Linked DNA regions of Homo sapiens: region 2 is linked to region 1. Evidence: chromatin contacts called from ENCODE Hi-C data. All regions are on one chromosome and are shown on one strand. Each heading gives the region's core, a stretch centred on a gene start or an enhancer-like site at or near the end of the contact. The rest is flanking DNA. Distances are from core to core; before and after follow the strand shown.

The links. A loop is a pair of places that touch in the nucleus more often than their neighbours do. Pooled maps may share reads with other maps.
Region 2: a loop to region 1 is called in a map of naive thymus-derived CD4-positive, alpha-beta T cell, with 2.0 times the contacts of the local background. The contact joins two enhancer-like sites. A Hi-C loop is called at or near these places in 2 of 168 maps with a recorded cell type or tissue (mesothelial cell of epicardium and naive thymus-derived CD4-positive, alpha-beta T cell) and 9 of 50 pooled maps.

Annotation. Positions count from the first base shown.
Region 1 is chr2:12,122,232-12,129,196 of GRCh38, forward strand. The region is part of intron 2 of MIR3681HG (MIR3681 host gene); the gene reads left to right. Among named protein-coding and RNA genes, the nearest start is that of MIR3681, 73 kb to the right of the region's middle. Within about 2 kb of position 5,465, at least 5 of the 41 ENCODE cell types and tissues checked have a DNase peak (open chromatin) inside an H3K27ac peak, as active enhancers do.
Region 2 is chr2:12,496,529-12,503,600 of GRCh38, forward strand. All of the region lies in intron 4 of MIR3681HG (MIR3681 host gene), which reads left to right. Among named protein-coding and RNA genes, the nearest start is that of TRIB2, 220 kb to the right of the region's middle. Within about 2 kb of position 5,388, at least 9 of the 41 ENCODE cell types and tissues checked have a DNase peak (open chromatin) inside an H3K27ac peak, as active enhancers do.

The DNA of each region.
Region 1 (6,965 bases), core at 4,215-6,714:
TGCATGGTCTTCTCATGCTCTCATGTGGATCTCAGACCTCAGAACATGTTACCACTCAGAAAGTCCTGCCTGACACCACCCTTCTGTCCTACCAGTCTATTTTGCAGTGTCCATTTCTTGACAGCACTTATCACATTGTACACTAGTGTTTTTTAAACAATTTATTCTCAATTCCTAGTACAATGCTTGATGCCCAATAGTTGCTCAATAAGTATTTCTGGAATGTGTGAATTGATCATATACCTTGCTGTGTCAGGCAGGGTTCTTTAGAGAGACAGAGCTAATAGGATATATATATATACCCATATATATATATACCCATATATATACACCCATATATATATACACCCATATATATATACACCCATATATATACACCCATATATACACCCATATATATATGCCCATATATATATACCCATATATATATTCCCATATATATATACCCATATATATATTCCCATATATATACCCATATATATATTCCCATATATATACCCATATGTATATTCCCATATATATATACCCATATGTATATTCCCATATATATACCCATACGTATATTCCCATATATATACCCATACGTATATTCCCATATATATATACCCATACGTATATTCCCATATATATATACCCATACGTATATTCCCATATATATATACCCATATGTATATTCCCATATATATATACCCATATGTATATTCCCATATATATACCCATATGTATATTCCCATATATATACCCATATGTATATTCCCATATATATATATACCCATATGTATATTCCCATATATATATACCCATATATATATTCCCATATATATATACCCATATATATATTCCCATATATATATACCCATATATATATTCCCATATATATATTCCCATATATATATTCCCATATATATATATTCCCATATATATATTCCCATATATATATATTCCCATATATATATTCCCATATATATATATTCCCATATATATATTCCCATATATATATATTCCCATATATATATATTCCCATATATATATTCCATATATATATTCCTATATATATATATTCCCATATATATCTATATATATTCCCATATATATCTATATATATATATTCCCATATATATCTATATATTCCCATATATATCTATATATATATTCCCATATATATCTATATATATATATTCCCATATATATACACGGGAGTTAATTATTAACTTACATGATCACAAGGTCCTGCAATAGGCTGTTTGCAAGCTGAGGAGCAAGGAAAGCCAGGCCGAGTCCCAAAATTGAAGAACTTGAGGGCAGGAAGCATCCAGAATGGGGGAGAAAGACGTAGGCTGGGAGGCTAGTCCAGTCTCTCGTTTTCACGTTTTTCTGCCTGTCTTATATTCGATGGCAGCTGATTAGATTGAGCCCACCAGATTAAGGGTGGATCTGCCTTCCCAAGCACACTGACTCACATGTTAATCTCTTTTGGCAACACCCTCACAGACACACCCAGGATCAATATTTTGTATCTGTCAATCCAGTCAAGTTGACACTCGGTATTAACCATCACACTTTCTAAAGGCAGATTTTGGTGGTCATGATTTATGGCATGCAACCTACGTGACAAGGTCTGAGCTAAGAGAAGTAGAGGTAGCTGGAAGGAATAGATTTGAAAGATATTCCATTGGCAGAATTGACATGGTGCCAATAGATGTGAATGATGAAGAGAAGGGAGTTGAAGATGGTGCTGTTTTCTGCTTGAACCACCAAATGATGGGCCTTTCTATAAGTTGAGCTCTTGAATGAGGGATGAGTGTTATTGGAGTGGAGAGAATTGACCTGCATGTTCCACAACTCCCCCATACACGCCATTCCCCTCACCCAGGCAGGCTGCCCGTCCAGCTCTCACTCTCCCTCCAACAATTCAGCAATGCCCACCTCTAAAGCTCAGGCTATTCTCCAATTCAGATCGTCCCTGCACATTTTGACTGATTGACAGCTGCTTCATCTCTCAAGATTTATTTGATGTTCTCTTTTCTGCAGGAATTTCCCTTAAGCCCAGCCCTCTGACCAAGTGTTGCCCCAGGACTCTCATGTCATTTAGAAACAGGGACCATGGAGACATGTAGGTACATTCTATATACCATGCATGGTGTATAGAATTTCAAGACTTGGCCAGGTGTGGTGGTGCATGCCTGTAATCCCAGCTACTTGGAAGGCTGAGGTGGGAGAATTGCTCAAACCTGGGAGCGGAGGTTGCAGTGAACCAAGATGTCACCACTGCACGCCAGTCTGGGTGACTGAGTGAGAATGTCTTAAAAAAAAAAAAAAGAATTTCAAGACTTGATCAATCATTTGTATATTTGTGTGTTGTAATAGAGACAAACTGTTTTGAGAAAACTCTTGGATTTTCCTTTTGGATAGACATTTGACCCCATTTTGCACAAAACACATGATCCTCTATTCTCCTAAATGTCTTGGATAGAGTTATGAGTTTTCACAAATGAATGGAAACCCTACTATTTGCTTGTTTGGGCTTCTCCTTCAATCCATGACATAAAGCAATGGCATTTGAGGCAGTGAATTGAACCTTAATCCTTGACTGCTTTATCAAAAGCCTGGATAATGGAAGTGATATTTATGAGGACTTGTTTGAAGGGCATGCTGTTTATCCCTTCCTCTAGTTGTGCTAATTTTTATTCCTGCATCAAGCTGTGCACTTGGACCATATGTTCTTAGTCCCCAGCAGAATTTTCATGCATTTTAATGTTATTTCCTTGGCTTACATCCAGAGATATTATACATAATGGCTTTATGAAAACTATTACTGTGTGGGATGTCTTTGAGGTAGTGTGCGTTAGGTCCTTGCTCCAGCTTCCTTCTAGATGAAGCCTAGAGCAAGGGCCAGGAAAGACTTTGCTTCCTCTGAGGAGCTGGGACACTTTTTACTTTGTGGTAACAAGACTGACTGTATCTTGGTTTTTGGATTGATCATAGGAAGCGCAGAGCCAAATGTACAGGTGAGTTGTAGCAACCATGAAAGCCTCTATGGTTTGCACAAAGGGAATGAGTAGAGTTAACAGAGTGGAAGCACCTGTGGACATTGCTAGCCCCACAGAAAGGGAGTGGGGAGAATAGCAGAGACATCAATCATTTAATAGGCTGAGAGTTCTTGCTGCTGGCATTCTCCAATCCCCCAACCTGGACAGCTTTCTATTTTGATTCTCACCTGCTTTATGACTGTGGCAAGTAATCAACCTTTTCCTGACTTTGGCTTCTTGTAAAGTGAGGGCTTACATGAGAGGCTGTCCAATTGGAGGTTAATTAGAGGCCATCTCAGAGCGTGTCTTGATGATGCCTTCCTTCCCAGGTCCTTGGCCCCTACCCTTCCTTATTCTCACTCCCACCTCTGCCTATTCTGAGATAACACCAGGTGCTTCTCCACACAGGTGAGTCCTGTCTACTGCAGGCGTTCTGAAACTTAGCTACACAGTAGAATGATCTGGGGAGATTTAAAACAGTCCAATGTCCCAGCTGGCATCCTTTACAGAATAAATTAGTCTCTGAAGTGGGACCCTGGCACCTTTATTTTTTACGGTTCCCCGGATGAGGCCATTGTGAAGCTGCATTGGAGAACCTGTACTTTTGCAACTTTACTGTCCCTTTGAATTGCCTGGGGATCTTTTAAGTGCAGATTCTGACTCAGTGGGTTTGAAGAGAGGCCTGAGAGTTTACATTTTTAAAAAACTTTTAGATGATGTGATGTTGTTGGTTCCTGTGTCACACTCTGAGTGGCAAGGTGAAGACACATATTTGGTGGATAATGCAAAAAAGGAAGGACACCTGACTCAGTCCCGCTGGAGCCCAGGGGAGGGGGAACCAGCATGCTGAAATGAGCACAGCCATGATCTGCATTCTGCTTCACTGAGCTATTGACAAAGTTAAGTTCAGTGTGAGGCCCGGAGTTTTGGGGGAACCATGAAGCCAAGCATATTCTGTAACCAATGAGGCTGAGAGCACCTTAGAAACACATTCACTTTTCCAACTTCAGAATCTAAATCATCATAGGTGTTTGCTAAATGAGTAAAGAGATGCGGAACAGGCACTCTCTTCTTTGAGGGCAGAAAAGGACCCACTTTATTGCTATAGTGTGACTTGAGACAAGGATTCTGTCTCAGGGTGTTTCATGAAGAAAAGATAAGGCGTGGTATTAGATTCAGGGTCAGGCTCCAGCCCAAGCTGAGGTCCAAAGGGAGTGGGTGACTGAATGGCAGATAGCTGAAAGAACACTTGGGGGTGCCGTAGGTAGGTGAAATACAGCTTTATTCAGCAGCTCTCTCATCAGCAGTTCTCTTACCCTGTCTGCTCTGTCTCGGCTACTTGCTCTGGTCACTCCCATGCACAGTTGTGCAGCTGGCTCTCCCTTTAGGGTCAGCAGCTTAACTCTCTCTCTGGACATTAGTGCTCATGACTGATACTCTATCTTACAGGAAAATGACATTTGCTATTATGTGATTCAAAGCATACTTGTTAATTATCATATTTTTAGCAGATACATAACATCCATTTTTAGAACATTCAGGAAAAAAAGTCATGTCTTTGAAGACATGTCTAGGTTACAAAACTCTGGGTAGTCATATAAGAGCTTTCTTTTCTCTTTCTTCTCCCCCTTTACTTTTGGTCAATTATAAGCCAGAATGAAAAGACGTAGTTGACTTCAGAATGGTGACTTACTCCAACCAAGAGAGAGTGTTGCTGTATAACACTGCATTTTCAGTGTGTGCAGGAAGTATGATGGTTGGGGGACTCTTTGCCATGGTTATGTGATCTCATGTCAAGGACAGGCTGTTATGAACTGTTACCCCCTAAAATTCATATTTTGAAATTGATTCCCCAATGTGATAGTATTTGGAGGTGGAGCCTTTGGGAAGTGATTAGGTCATGAGGGTGGAGCCCTCATGAATGGGATTAGTGCCCTTATAGGAAAAGGCCAGAGAGCTAGTACCTCTCTTTTCATCATGTGGGGACACAGCAAGAAGTCAGAAGCCTACAATCCGGAAAAGGACCCTTGCCTGAACCTGACCATGCTGGCACCTGATCTGGGGCTTCCAGCCTTGGAACTGTAAGAAATGAATTTTAGTGGTTCATAAGCCACTCAGTTCACAGTACTTAGTTATAGCAGTATAACTTAATAGTAGCCCGAATGAAGATGGAGATTGTGTTTGAAAGCAGGTGGATGTAGCCAACTGTATAGTTCCAATAAAAGGAGTGGTAGTTTGATAATAGAGGGGGGAAAATGAAGACTGATTTCATGCATTGAGGTTTGATTTACATTTTTGCTATCAGAGTTTATTTCCTGCTTTAAATGGAATCATTCATGGTGAAGAATAAATCAAATTCTGCTTGAATTTTCACAGTCAGGATTGGGTGTTTTCTCTTTTTAAGACTTAAAAAGGAGCCAGGCTCACTGTTACTTCCTGTGCTGTCACCTGAAGCAAAGCAGAGTCTGAAATTCACCCTTAAAGAGACAGAGCAGGGGAACAGAAGATCTTGCTTGCAATCATAGACTCACTTTTTCCCTTTTCTCTTTCTTAAAAAAAAACCCCGCATTTCTCATTTTCCTTCTTTCTAATTTCCCCCTTTCTCTTAGGTGGAGTAAAACATGAGCTTCCAGAACTAGGTAGTGCAGTGAGCAAAGTGGCTGTATTTCTTTCTACAAATGTGCACTTCCTGTTCATGTTTTGCAGGTCACAGGAACGCCTGTGTGGCTTCAATCTGCCTATGTCCCTTCACTGTGGGGTAAACTCACATCAGGCTTGGAGGTTGGCTGATGGCATGCTGCTGACCTTTATTAAAACTTTTGTGTGTCATATTTTTTGGACCTCTTTCCCTCCAAGAGCTTCTACTGCAATCCAGAATGGAACCCTTGAGGATGAACGCTGGTGTCTTGGCACTTGTGCGACTATGTTCTACTCCCATCAGGGGTCCTGTCCCTCGGGACTTTGATACAATTTCTTACTCACTTCAAAGGAGGGTATTCTGGATAGTGCCTTATAAAGCATGTAATACGTGAATAAATTCTCGTTGGGAAGGGAGCCCTGTTTAGGGACTTCATCTGGAATGTGCTAAAAAGCAAAACAAAGTAATTTAAAAAAAGTCAGTCAAGCCTTCCTATTTAGAAGAGTAGACCACAAAGTTAGGGCTAGAATCTGGAATAGGGTTGGAGTTGAGAGTGGAAACTGATCTGCGTAATTAAGTAACAGGAATTTGTAGGGATTTGGAGTCTTCCTGATGCATTGCATAGGGAAGGTGGAAATTACGTGTGTGTGTGTGTGTGTGTGTGTGTGTACACGTATAGATAATGAAGAGGAGTGCAAAGGAAATAGTTAAAGAAGAGAAAAAAAGTCTTGGTAATGAAAGGAAGTCCATCAATTTAAAACTAGAAACTGTGCAATTCTTGGCAAGGATGGCGGAAGAAAGGGTTAATGAAGAAAATAGGTGAATGAATTGTGTGTGTACCATGCACATGGTGCCATGGTTCACTATCAATATTCAGTAAGTGTCTGGTTTCCAGGAAAGCCTGGTATCAGGGTTGCTCTGAGGAATAAAAGAGAGAGTTTGAGTTGCACACCAAAGGGGTTGAGGTGATGGAAGAAAGCCAGCAGCCTTAGGAAGTGAGAAAACTAGCAACTCCTGGGAGTCATAGGAAGCAGGAATGTGGAGCCAGGGTGGGGAGGAGAAAGTAAGCCCTTGGAAATCTGGAAGAGACTGGGTTTTCCAGTATATGTGGAATGGGGACTTAGGTCATTTAAAGTGGATTTACTAGGAAAGGTTGAGCTCAGAATGCTGGAAGACTTGGGGACATGTGGGTTAAAAGCTTTAGATATGAAGACATTGAGCAGGACTCATAGTTAATAATCATAGCTAACACATGAAGAGTGTTTACTAAATGCTAGGCACAGTTTTAAGACTTCATT
Region 2 (7,072 bases), core at 4,138-6,637, 370 kb after region 1:
ATGAAGCCTACATTCTAGTGGGGAAGACAGTCTGAACAAAGAATTATAAGTTGGCATCTGTCACCTAAGGAGAATGGGTTGCTATAGAAGAATATTGGTAGGGGATCTAATAGTGGTGGTCATGGATGGAATAATGGAGAGAATCACATTTAAGCTGTGTCCCCCCGAAGTTCTGACACATGGAGTGAATAAACGGAGCCATTGCTAACTGGGGAAGTAAAGTTTGTTCATCAAAAGGCAGGTGTATTAGTCAGGGTACTTTAGAGGGACAAAACTAATAGAGTATTAGTTTTATTAGTGAGAACTAATTTATATAATAATAAAATATTACATATTATATAAATAATATATATTTCATATATATACTCCTATATATAGGAGTATGTGTGTGTATATATATATATTATATATATATACATATATTATATATATGAAATAGAAGGGGAGTGTATATATACATATAAGAGTTTGTTAAGTATTAACTCACATGATCGTAAGGTCCCACAATAGGTCGTCTGCAAGCTGAGGAGCAGGGAAAGCCAGTCTGAGTCCCAAACTGAAGAACTTGGAGTCTGATGTTCAAGGGCAGGAAGCATCCAGAAAGATGTAGGCTGGGAGGCTAGACCAGTCTCTCTTTTCACGTTTTTCTGCCTGCTTATATTCTAGCCGTGCTGGCTAGAATATTAGATGGTGTCCACCCAGATTAAGAGTGGGTCTGCCTTTCCCAGCCCACTGACTCAAATGTTAATCTCCTTTGACAACGTACTCACAGACACACTCAGAATCAATACTTTGCATCCTTCAATCCAATCAAGTTGACACTTAGTATTAACCATCACAGCAGGCATTTGATACTTCAGAACACAGCTTTGGTACACCCTGGATTGGAAATTGTGGTTATATGTTAGTACCTAGTACATCTAATGCCCTGTGATAGATTCTGTGATTGTAATAGTGAATAACTAAAATACATCAGAGTATTCAAAGCTAAGTATTTTATCATCATTTTATATAATAACAAAAGCTATCTCAAATTTTCTTGTGAAAATTAAATAGAATGAGCTGTGTATTCTGGGACATAGTAAATGCCCAATAAATGGAGCTTCAAAAACATCACCATATGCAATGTGTAAATCTTAAATAGATCCTGACTTAAAAAATAAAAACTATAATGAACATCCTTGGGACAGTTATGAAAACTTGGATTTGAGTTGGATATTCAACATTAGGGCATTATTGTTAGCTGTCTTATGTGTGACAATGACATTGAGGTTGTGAAGGAGAATATACATGCTCTTAAATCATGCATGAGCAAGTATTTATGGGTGAAGTGTCATGACGGTTGCAACTTATTTTCAATGGTTCAGAAATATAGTGAGATAAAGAAGAATGTTACTAGTAGTTAAATGTAGGTTGTTGGTTTATGGGTACTCTTAATCTATTCTTTCAACTTTTCTGGATATTTGAAAACTCTCAGAATAAAAAAACTGAGGGAGAAAAAGAAATTGTGGTTTAGACTTGAAGTTCAATTGGGACTTCCTGTCTTTGAATTTAAATTTTAGATCTGTATACCCAGGTATGCTGAGGTCTTCAGAGAAAATTGGTGGTGGAGAGTGGTGGGTAGCAGGGAGAGAGAAAGAAAGAAAGAGGGAGAGAGAGAGAAAAAGAGAGAATACCTTGATTCAGATTTATGATTTTGCAGTACAGAAGTTGAGAGCCGTGTATACCTTTGGAGGTGTCAGAATACCAAGTGAGAGCTGCATTTAACACAGAGACCCTGCCTGCTAGTAAAATATAGTTTAATAAATTCGAGTTCTCACTAATTCGATTAATAAAAAGTCTCTTTTTGGGAAAATGGGAGCTGGTGGAGCATTTGTAAACCTACTCCCCCAATAGGAAGAAGGAAGAATTATTTTTCACTGAGTTCACATTGCTAGTGAGGAGAAAGGGAAAAGGCATCACATGCCAGCCTGTGCCTTTTCCCTACCCCTCATGCAGGAGTGAGTGGGACTCTATTTGCAGATGGCCTAGGAACGTAGGCAATCCTCAGATATGGTAGACCTTGTGAGTTTGGTCAAGGAGTTTGGATATAAACCTCTGAAGATTTCTAAAGAGCATAGTTGCAGGATAATATGTGCATTTTAAAATCATCATTCTGGTGTGGTAACAAATATTTGTCAGAAGAGCAAGAGACCAAATTAAGATTCTGTTATAAAAATTTAAGGAAGAGACAACAGTGGCTTGCTCTGGGATAGAGGCGGTGGGACAGGAGAAAGGTGAATGTCTGAGAGGTCCTCAGGAGGTGATTGGATGTGAGTGGGATGAGTCAGAGAGAGGAGTCACAAGACACTTCTGTGGTTCCAGCTTGAGCAGCTGGGTGGATTGTGTTGGGACAATAGCTGGGGAGCTGTTTTGGAAAGCAGGAAAGTTATGGGATAGTCAGAGACATCTCAGGTTTTAATTAACTCTGAGTCACCCAAATGAAGTTGCCTTAACATTGCTGGATACATGGGTATGGATTTCAGGAGGAAAGACTATACTGGAGCTAGGGATTTGGGAGATGTTAGCATATACATAGTAAATGCATTCAGGGACTGAGGGGTTTTTCTGAGAAGCACGATTTTTAGTGCTAAAACCAGGAGCATCCTGACAAACCAAGACGAATTGGCCACCCTACTCATAAGTAAATGTGCTAGTGAGGAAGGCATACGAAAGAGATGAGGAGAAGATATTCCAGAGATATATTCTCAAATATGAGGCAGCAAACAAGGGGAGCTTTACTAACAGTCAACAGAGTCCTGTCCCTAATGGGGCATGAATCTCTATATGCCCAGAGAAATGCCTGTCCATGTGCCCACTAAATGCCTGATTATTGTAATTAATCTTTTATTTGCTCACATGAAAACGTCAATACTTCACTCAAAACCATTAGATTTAGGGTCTTCATTGTCTAGAGAACAGTGTTCAAATTTCTTGTTTGAACACTTACGTTTCTCAGCAAATATAATGTGGATTTTGCTTCTTCATTTCCCCTTCATAATCCCAGCTCTCCAGCTACATGGATTAATTTTTCATGCTTGGAGTATCTATTTTCCATTCATCATTTATCTGTAGAACTTTGGAAAGGCCCTCCCTGCCTCCAAAGTGCCAGCATTATTTGTCCATCTCAATGTCACCTCCTTCGTAAGACCTTCCTCATCTCATCATGCTCTTAGCATCCCCTCAACAAGCATTCATGATGCTCCCGTTGTTCAGGCTCTGTGCAAAGGTCTGTAGATAAATATATAACTAAGGGACAAGCGTTGTCTTTAAGAGGAAGCTTTGGGTTTCACCTTCCTTCTTGGTGCCCCCAGAGCACTTACTTTTTATGTACCATCTGCTCTGCATTTTAGCTGCTTTGGCATTTGTCCAAAGGAAGAAGGTGCTTTGGACAGAAGGCTGGACTCGGGAGCCAGGGCACCTGGTTCACCCCCTGCTCTGCTGCCGCCCCTCCATTAGTTGCCCAATGTCTTTTTTTTCTTTTTTCTTTTTTTTTTTTTTTTGGTTTTTGAGATGGAGTCTCTCTCTGTTGCCCAGGCGGGAGTGCATTTTTCATGTGATCTCGGCTCACTACAACCTGTGCTTCCTGGGTTCAAGCAATTCTCCTGCCTCAGTGTCCCGAGTACATGGGATTACAGTCACCTGCCACCATGCCTGGCTAATTTTTTTTTTGTATTTTTAGTAGAGGCAGAGTTTCATCACATTGTCCAGGTTGGTCTCCAACTCCTGCCCTCAGGTGATCCACCCTCCTCGGCCTCCCAAAGTGCTGGGATTACAGGCATGAGCCACCGCACCCAGCCTGCCCAATGTCTTAGAGCCTCCGTTATCTCGTTCATATCATAACCTCATAAAGTAGCAGTATGGATCCGATGAAATAATTGATATAAAAATGGCTTCTTTACTGTGAAAAAATGCATATATATGTATATGTCCTCATTTGCTGCTCAACGTCAGAGAGCATGGGTCAGCTTTATACCACACAGCAAACTTGCCTCATCTGTTTCTGGTATAGACTCAAAACTCCATTAATGCCAAGTAACATCTGACGGTGTATGGGTGGAAAGGAGACAGTCTCAGGTGCTGAAAGAAGAGGCGATCAAACTTAATGACAAATTTTGCTGTGTTCTTTATGAATATGCAGAAAGCTTGGGAAATGTCCTTGAATTTATAAAATTAGGTGAAAGGAATGAGATAAGTCTCGACATGTCTGACTTTTCATGCCTATAGGCACCCATTTTTCTGCAGACACATGGGGGCTGTGCATCTTCTTGTTCTGCTGGGTCTTAGAATTGTGGAAATGCAGCCTCCCACAACTCACGGGGCATTGAAGAGACCCTGACTCTCTTCCAATGTTTAGGGAGGAAACTGAGCTCCTGAGAAAGGACTGAAGAATCCAAGCTAGAGAGAGTTAGAGGAACAAAGAGTCTACAAGTTTGAGCTTCAGCTCTCAACAGGGCCTTTCACCTCCCTGCTACCTGGGGGCTCTGTCTTAGCTGTCACAGTGCAGCCAGCACTGTCAATGATCTATCAATTGGCAGCTCTCTTATGTTTTGGTCTGGAGCCACTTTAGATGTGATGAACAAGATTAATTTTGAAAAATAATGCTGTGTTCCAATAAAAATGGCTCATGTACTGTCAAGACCAATTGGAGTCCTTTTTTTTTTTTTTTGCCTTAGTAGGGAGAAAAGGTATTCCATGTCGTAAGTTACATGTTAAATTAGTAACAATGGTTAATTTTAACAATCATTGTCTAAAGCTGAATAGGATGCAGATATTTATTGATGCCACTTTCTGTTCTGGTAGTAATTTTGTATTACTGATGTACTCTTGCAAGTAGTCAGGCAATTTTGACTTGTTAAAATAATTTTAAAAACACAGAAAGAAGGACAGTTGACAATTTAACAAGATGAAAGATGGTTTTAAGTTTAGGATCAGGCAATAAGAAACACAAAATACATGAAACCCTTACTCCTTTGTTTGCTGGTGCAGGTTTGAGGTCTCTGCTGTTAGGCAGGAAAGGGTGGGAACTCTCCTCCACCCTTCCCCTTCCTGCCCCTCCACTGACTGAACAGGCAAAAGAACATCAGGACGACTCATACCGAAAGCCGGGGGTGCTGGGGCCTTGCAAACCAGGTCACCTGACAGAGCTTTTGCTTCTATGAGCCTGGATGAAACCAGCTATACAATAAAGCCAATAAAAAGAAAAGAAGATGCCTTAGTGCCACATAAATTTGGCAGAAGTGAACATCTCACTGATTAAAAATACATTTTAAATAGAAGAATTATATGGCATGTGAATTATATCTCAGTCAAGCAGTTGTGAAATATATAACACCCCCTGCTTACACACACATGCAACTACTACATCACATGCAGGCACTTGGCCTCTCTGCCTATCAAAAGTAGCTTGCATTTGTACAGCTCCTTGCAATTTACACAGGGCCTTCATACGCCAGTGGTTTCACACTTAGGAATTGAACAGAGAAGTAGGAAAAAGGAAACAGAGAGTTTACCCTTACAAGATAATTGATGTTCCTAAGGTCATACAGTGAATGAATGTCAGAGACAGAGCTTGAGTTTTAATCCCAGTATTCTTTACACCACCTCCCTATCAGTGTCTCCGTGGAGGTGAGGGCATGGGCTTTGCAACATTTTAATTTCTCAAGGTTACCATGAACTCTAATAGTAAGGAGGGAATGCTAGGAAGAAGAGAAAACTTATGTCTTGGAGGGAAATTCTAAATAGATGTTTTCTATTAAGTTCTAGAAATATATTCAACACAATTGAAAAAAATTGTGGAATCTCTATTATCTGTCAAGTCTATGCCGTCCTCATTTACTCTCCATGTAAAATTAGTGGATTTCTGAGGATCCTGCATAAGCCTAATATTTAATGAATTTAGATTTCTTAAGGAATCAAAATTTTGTATTGGTGAATTAGAACATGACCAGAAGTCAACCAAAGTCTCTCCCTGAGGGAAAGAGTAACTGAAGCTTGAATAATGTGTGGACTCAGGAAGTCAGGGGAAGGCACTGCTGCTGAGAAGATGAATGTATACAAATCTATGAACTAAAGAATTCAAGAAATGAGTTACCAGACCGAGGTGTGTGCAAGAACATTCTGGAAGGGGGCAAATGGGACACAAAGTTGACATCAGACAACTTGGAATTGAAAAGGGAATTAGAGAATTGGCAACTGGCAGAAAGCTTTCAAATGAAGGACATAGGGCCTGAGGTAGAGGAAGTAACTTGCCCCTTGAAAGCCACACAACAGCAAGACAGAACCAGGGCTGGCCCTGGAAGTCAGGTTCCCAGATTCGTGGTGTGGCCCCCACGATACTGCTCTGCACGTCATATCTGAGCATGAGACGACTCAGAAATCTTTGCTGATTCAACCTTTCTGCCTCTGCATGTAAATGCCACCATGCCTTCCCACATTGCCTCTCTCCCACGTGAAACATCTGGTTTGAGGTTCACCAATAATAGCTTAAAACCACAAGTCTAAGTCAGTGGGACCCAGAATTGTCAAAAGAATCACCCAAAAATCCAGGGAAAAGGAAACAGATGACTTGGGTTTAACATACTTTAATCGTGCTCTCTAGATGACGGTTTTAAATAAGTATGCCATAGAAATAGATAACATGGCAGCCATGATTCTCTTTTTATCGAACAATTACCCTTTAAATTCTCAGGCCCCTCAGTAGGAGCCTACCTTTCAAACTTAAGGGCTCTTCTCTCCGTTATTAGTGACGTGCTTTTCCCATTCCTGTATGTTAATTATTTTATAAAAATTGAAGGGATTTAACATTGAAATCTCTGCCTTGGGCCCTCTGAGTTCCAGGAAACTCTCTTCCAACAGTAGTAGGAGGCCAGCTCTGCCTGGACATCCCACCTGCACTGTGTCCTCATCATGGGGTGAACTAAACTAATCTCCCCCAAGCCATGAAGTTCCCCATCTCAAGGACAGGAATCCCTGCACACCCAGCTATGCAGTGCAGAAAGAAAGACAGGAGTCAGGTAAATAAATACATTGT